Linked DNA regions of Homo sapiens: region 1 is linked to region 2. A link is a loop called in an ENCODE intact Hi-C map of the cell type or tissue named here. Cell type or tissue: GM12878. All regions are shown on one strand. Each heading gives the region's core, and the rest is flanking DNA. Links, peaks and the distances in the headings are about the cores only.

Region 1 (2,914 bases), core at 304-2,803, 220 kb after region 2:
CCAGCAAGAAGGTAGATGATTAAAACCTTCCCCGGGAGGCCTGAGATGGTGCATAAGTATAAATAAGCCAATGTTCACAAGATTCTTAAAAGAAGGGGGAGGTGAGTTGAGGTGGGAGTTAGGGAAGAGGGGAGGTAGAAATGGCATCATTAAGGATCTTTATTCCAATGGAATAAAATAGCATCAGGTCACAGAAGGCAGTTACTTCCAGGAGCCACAAGTTGTGTTTGTGAGTAAGTTGGACACAGACAGAGGTGTACAGTGACCGAGTGAGGAGGATGTGCCTCACGAAGTGCGGGCAGGGAGGAGAGTGGAGACCCTGAGCTGAGGAAGTGAGCCATGAGACACAGCACGTGGGAGCCAGGTGGCTGGTTCAAATCTGAGCCTCAGTTGCTTCACCTGAAAATTGGGCTTAATTGTAATCTCGACTTCAGAGCATGGTGGTGAGGCTTAGCTGTGCTGCTCTGTGTAACACGTTCAACGGAGAGCCCAGCACACAGCAAGGCAGGCGTTAGCATGGTCAGTATGGTCAGTTATGGTTATGGTGACTCAAGGGACCAATGGCACCTAAGGTTAACTTCTCCAACCTCCGCGACAGGAACCAAGAGACGTGAAGGAATTTCAGTGCCTCCACATGGTTCTCCACAAAGGATCCAGGGGTGGAGTTGAGCTTCCTTCCAGGTACAATGCAGGAGGCCTGCAGGATTCTCTCCCAGGATGTCTACTAGCACCACGTGATTTTCCTGACCAAAAGTATAAAAAATGGACTCTACTTCCAAGGACCAATAGACATCATTCATCAGCAGGAGGCCAAACAGATTCCACTTTTGCAGAAGACATCACTCCTGCATTGTTTGGCAAAAAGGAGTCTGCTGCTGGGCCGGTTCACCCTGTGTGCCACTGGGGTTCAATGAGCTCCTTCAGCCTGAACCATTCCAGTAGATGCCCTGAGGTCTAATCCTCAGCATCAGAACAGAGTGACAGGCAGCTCCAGCCATTGGAACCGGTCTTCGTTTAGCTTGTTTGTGCTGCTATAACAAAATCCCACAGACTAGGCAATTTATACACAATAGAATTTTATTTCTCCTAGTTCTGGAGGTTAGGAAGTCCAAGATCAAGGTGCAGGCAGCTCTGGTGTCTGCTGAAGGCTTCTCTGCTCTCTGCTTTTGTGCCTTGCTGCTGCACCCTCTGGAGTGAGGAAGGCTGTGTCCTCACAAAGTGCAAGGGACAGAAGGAGTGCATTCACCGCCTCAAGGCCTTTTAGATGGCATTAATCCATTCATGAGGGGGTTAAGCCCTCACGGTCTAATCACTTCCTAAAAGCCCATTTGTTTCCTGACTGGGATAATACCATTGCATTGGGGATTAAGTTTCAACATGAGTTTTGCAGGAGACAAACATTCAAACCACAGCAAAACCCTGTAGGTGTGCCTGTGAGCCCCATTAAGTGTCTGATGCTTGAGTTACCTTCATACTGGCTATAGCCCTGATTAGATGGAGCATACTTTGAGGCCAGCGGCCCTGGTCATTGACAACCCTGGAGCTTGAGAGGGACCTTGAGCACCTACCAAAGTCCTCTGTCAGGTATGGTGACCAGTGTTTTTGCCATACATCACAGAAGGAGGCGTGGGGAGCTGGCACCATCTACAGGTGAGGTGCAGATAAATTGTGTGAGGCTATAAAGAATTTGGACCGGGGTTTTCTGACTGCAACTCCAGGAGTTTTTCCATCTCCCCATGAAATAAGAGATCTTAGGGTCTACCCACTCAACCTGCATTTTGCAGACCAAAAAAAACAGAAAATAGTGCAACGTCATCATAGGCACCATTTCCTGGCCAGCCTCTGCACACACATGGCCTTACCTAATCCTTACACCTCCACGAGCCAGGAGAGGTCATTATCCCCACTTTACAGTAGAGGAAACTGAGCTCAGGAAGATGGGTGATGTGCTCAAGTCACCCAGCTGGTTTCAAACTCGGGATTCAAACCTAAGTCAGTCTGATTTCCTCTGAAACCCTTGACCACTATGCAGTGCTGAGTTCCTCAGCGGAGCCCAGCGAGAAGGAGGAGGTTCCTCACCACTCTCCTCTCCCTAAGGTCGCACAATGTGAGAGCAGTATTGTCAAGGCCAAAAAGGCCCAGCTGACCACCCTGACCCCCTTGCAGGCCGCCCTGGGCAGTTCTGTATTCCCCAAGCCAGAAGCTCACAGAGGGCCATGTCACGTGAATGCTGAATGTACAGCCAATTGCTGCTGCATGCCACCAGCATGCTGAGTGAGCTGCAAGAGGCTTGCAAATTGTCTTGCTTTTTCTAATAAGTTCCCTCTGGGGAGCAGCTAGAATGGCCTACACCGCATTCTGAGAGGCTCAAGCTATCCAAATTGCATCATAAAGTCTTTACTGAGCACCTGTCCCTTGCAGGAACATTCCAAACATTTCATGTTTTTTATCTCCTTTAATTATTTCTTAAATCCCAGGGGGTGGGTTCCTTGTAACAAAGGACACTGAGGCTAAGCTTAGAAAGTACCACCCAGTCCCAGAGCCTAGGTGCGACCCGGGCTCTGAGATCTCTGCTCCAAGCCTTGCAACACCAGCTACCCAGGTGATTCTGCCCCACTTGGCAGGGAAGAAACAGGAGCCAGAGGACTAAGTCGGGGAGGGATAGTGAAGGAAAGAGATTTAAGTGGTCAGAAGGATGGGCTCTAAATCACAGTGATCTTGGCCCTGCTGCCTCCTCTCCATGGTCTATTCTGTACCAGGCACGGTGAGGAGGCTTCATGAACACTACTTCAGAGAGTCCCTTACAGAACTTCTGGAAGATAGGAATTATACCTCCTCTTACAGGCTGCGGAAAACGGAGGATCAGAGAGGTTCAGGAGTTTGCCCAAGGTGATACAGCTCAGCAGTGGCCAAG
Region 2 (2,914 bases), core at 239-2,738:
CCTGGTTTTGAAGACACCACCTGGTCTTGTCTTGTTTCTGGGTGTCTGGACTTCTGCTTCCCTGGCATTAAACGCAGATCCGGGGTGGCCTCGGGGTAGGTGGGGGAGCCAGCTCCTTTTTAGCCTGATATTTAGGATTGCCTACTTACAAGGAAATTTAATCTTAGAGATACAACAAGGGTCGTATTTAAAAATCAGTTTCAAAAAGGGTGTTGGAGGCCAAGTTTTTTGAGATTTGGAATAACTGAGAAAAATGAACACTAGTGCATCCTTACTGTAAGAATTTCTAAGGCTACCAGAAGAGGACGAACCATTCTTTCAAATTTGGATTCCACTGAAGTATAGGGGAAAACACAACTGCTCAGTGCAAAGTACTCACTTGACTTCCAGAACTCTTAACGTGAACATTTTGTCAGCCCAGATGTGGCCCAGTTATTTTCAGTGATGGAGACTTCAAGGCAATCCCTCCATAAACTGTTTAGCATTTAGTAAAAGACAAGTGAAAAAAATGCCAACATCTATGCTATTTTCAATACAGTATCAATGTTCTAATGCTGTAGACAGAAATCCTCCTTCCATTAATAATAAACACTTCAAAGGCCAAATACAGTTTCCCTCACGCCTCCATTTCAGCTTAAAGTTTTACTCCCCCTCAACTCCCACTCTTTCAGGACATAACTATTTTCTTGACACCAGATTCCGTTTTAATTTCTTCTTAATTGTCCATACCGCGTTCTATTTGGAAAGCAATCTTAACGTGGCCCAGCCTTTATTTCCATTTGCTTTGGTGCCAATGAACTGGAATTTCAGCCAAATCTCCGCCCTAAAGGTTCACTTTGAGCCACTTAACTTTGCTGCTTCTCCATTTCTGATAAGTATATCTGATGGATAAATCACCATAAGGGGTAACACTGTGTCAATATGGGACACCATTTGAAATTTGGGTAGCTATTGTCAACTGCCTTCCCATGGAAGTTGTATCTATTGACATGCCCACAAAACAGGTTTATTTTTAAATTTTTTTGAAGAGATCTTTAAACAACCCCTTTCAAGAGGCCTTGTCCTGTTTCTGTGTTCTGTTTCGCTTTGGAACGGATCTGTAGTGAATCCCATGTAAGGGTTTGCTTTGAGAGAAAGTGGGTGCAGAATCATGTCTGGGGAAAGAGCAGTCTGCCCCTGATGCCAGCAGGGGGCGCCCGCCCTCTTCTCAGTGGAACTTTGGTTTGGAAATCACCCCCTACCAAGCATGGCACCCGAGCCCGTGCAAATTCCGACCCCACGCGCGGTGGGAAGGACTTGGAAACATCCTAACTATCCTAACTCTCTCACGAGGCTTGTCGGTGACAGCTTCCTCTTAGTCAAGGACACTGCGTGGATTAAAAAGAAAAACATCATTTTATTCCATGGTTAATTTCTCGCTGTAAACATGGGGCTGGGGGCCAGCACACCAGGCCCTCTCTCAACATGAAAATTGCCCCTGGTGGCACTTTCACGGCAGACTGATAAAGCCCATGTTTGGGGCATGAGAGAATAGAAATGTGCTTTGTATACAGATAAAGAGCTTCTGTGGCCTTCTCTGAGGATTGTCTACAGATGAGTGTGAAATAGAAGCCTGCAGAAGCTTCTCTGCCAGATCCCTCTGCTGGAAATGCAGCCCCCACCCTCCCACTCAGGGTGGGATTAGGGTGAGGCAAGTGAGGCTCTCAGCTGGGCGCAAAGTCTAAGGTGGGAGCACATCTGTCATCAAACAATAATGCAAAGTTTTAAAAAATAAAAAGTAATGCAAAAACATCCATGATGAACGAAACCTCAAAATTTTAAATAAAGACATGATTTGACATGGCATCTCCATGCTTGATTTACTTCCCTCAAGGTCACCCTGGTCCCACTGGATCCTGATCGTTCTAAGAACGTTGGCATTTTGTTCATGATGGATGAATCCCATTCTTCCTTTCTCACCGCTCCCCAGGCTTACATTTTCCCTGCCACAAGGTTGGCTGTAGGACAGTGAAGGGAAAATCACACTGGAAGAAGCCACAAGGCATTGGCTGGGGGTGTTGTGAAACACCAGGGAAAGACCCCAAAATCAATAATAGCGACTTGTTAGGAGCTGACGCCACGTATTGCACTTACAGAGAGATTCTGCTCTAATGATGTTAGCAAATACTTGTACGTGCAATGCATGCCAGAGATGGTTAGGACTGATTGTGCATGGTTGGCTATGTCATCATTCCAGCTGCAGTTTGTGTGATCCTCCTGCTACCCTGCCATCCCATCAGCGCCTGCCTCCAAGCCTCCCTTTGCTCACTCTTTCCTTCCCAGCACCATGGCCTCCCTCCTTCATTTCATAAAGTCCAATTCTTCAAGGGCTGAAGACCTATTTTTCTAAGAGAAAGAGAGTGAGCTGGATTTTTTAAATTATTATTTTCTTCTTTTTCCCCCTTCCCCCCTGTTCCCCACTTCCTACTTAGCTCTTTAGAAATGCAATTTATAACCTTCCCTTCACCAGACACTCATTACAGGGCAAGCTTATCTAACCATGTACTTGCTTAGAAGCTCCAGAGCCCAGCCCCTCTCCCACCAGGAGACTGCCTCGAGAGACATTAGTCAATTTACAACCTCAAGTATGCCCGCTAGAAAACTCTCTCCCACCTGGACAGTATCTCGAGACAACGGGCCACGTTACAACCTAGTTCTGCTCTGCCAGATGGTTGAGCTGGCACCACTGCAGGCAGAACTAGGAAGAATCATGTAGACCCCCACCTGCCCGCTCCCTCCCCTGCGTGCCATTCATGCCAAGTCCCACTTTAACAGCCCCTGCTTTCTGCCCCGGAAGCAAAGCAGTACCCTTAAGGCAGGAGCTTGTACTTCTTCCCCTAAGTGAAGCTTTGGAAATAAATCACTTTCTTTATAC

What was found. A loop is a pair of places that touch in the nucleus more often than their neighbours do. Peaks named below come from ENCODE experiments on the same cell type or tissue, not always from the same donor. Only the 100,000 strongest peaks of a DNase experiment are listed, where the experiment ranks them.
Region 1: a loop joins it to region 2, with 5 times the contacts of the local background. A loop is called at or near these places in 8 of 110 quality-filtered maps.

What each region holds. Positions count from the first base shown.
Region 1 is chr14:96,055,571-96,058,484 of GRCh38, reverse strand. The region is part of intron 1 of C14orf132 (chromosome 14 open reading frame 132); the gene reads right to left. Among named protein-coding and RNA genes, the nearest start is that of C14orf132, 18 kb to the right of the region's middle. In GM12878, for the core only: a CTCF peak has its summit at 1,632 (motif pointing left); no DNase peak of the experiment used is centred there.
Region 2 is chr14:96,273,977-96,276,890 of GRCh38, reverse strand. No RefSeq gene overlaps it. Among named protein-coding and RNA genes, the nearest start is that of BDKRB1-AS1, 6.9 kb to the right of the region's middle. In GM12878, for the core only: a CTCF peak has its summit at 1,186 (motif pointing right); a DNase peak (open chromatin) is centred at 1,199.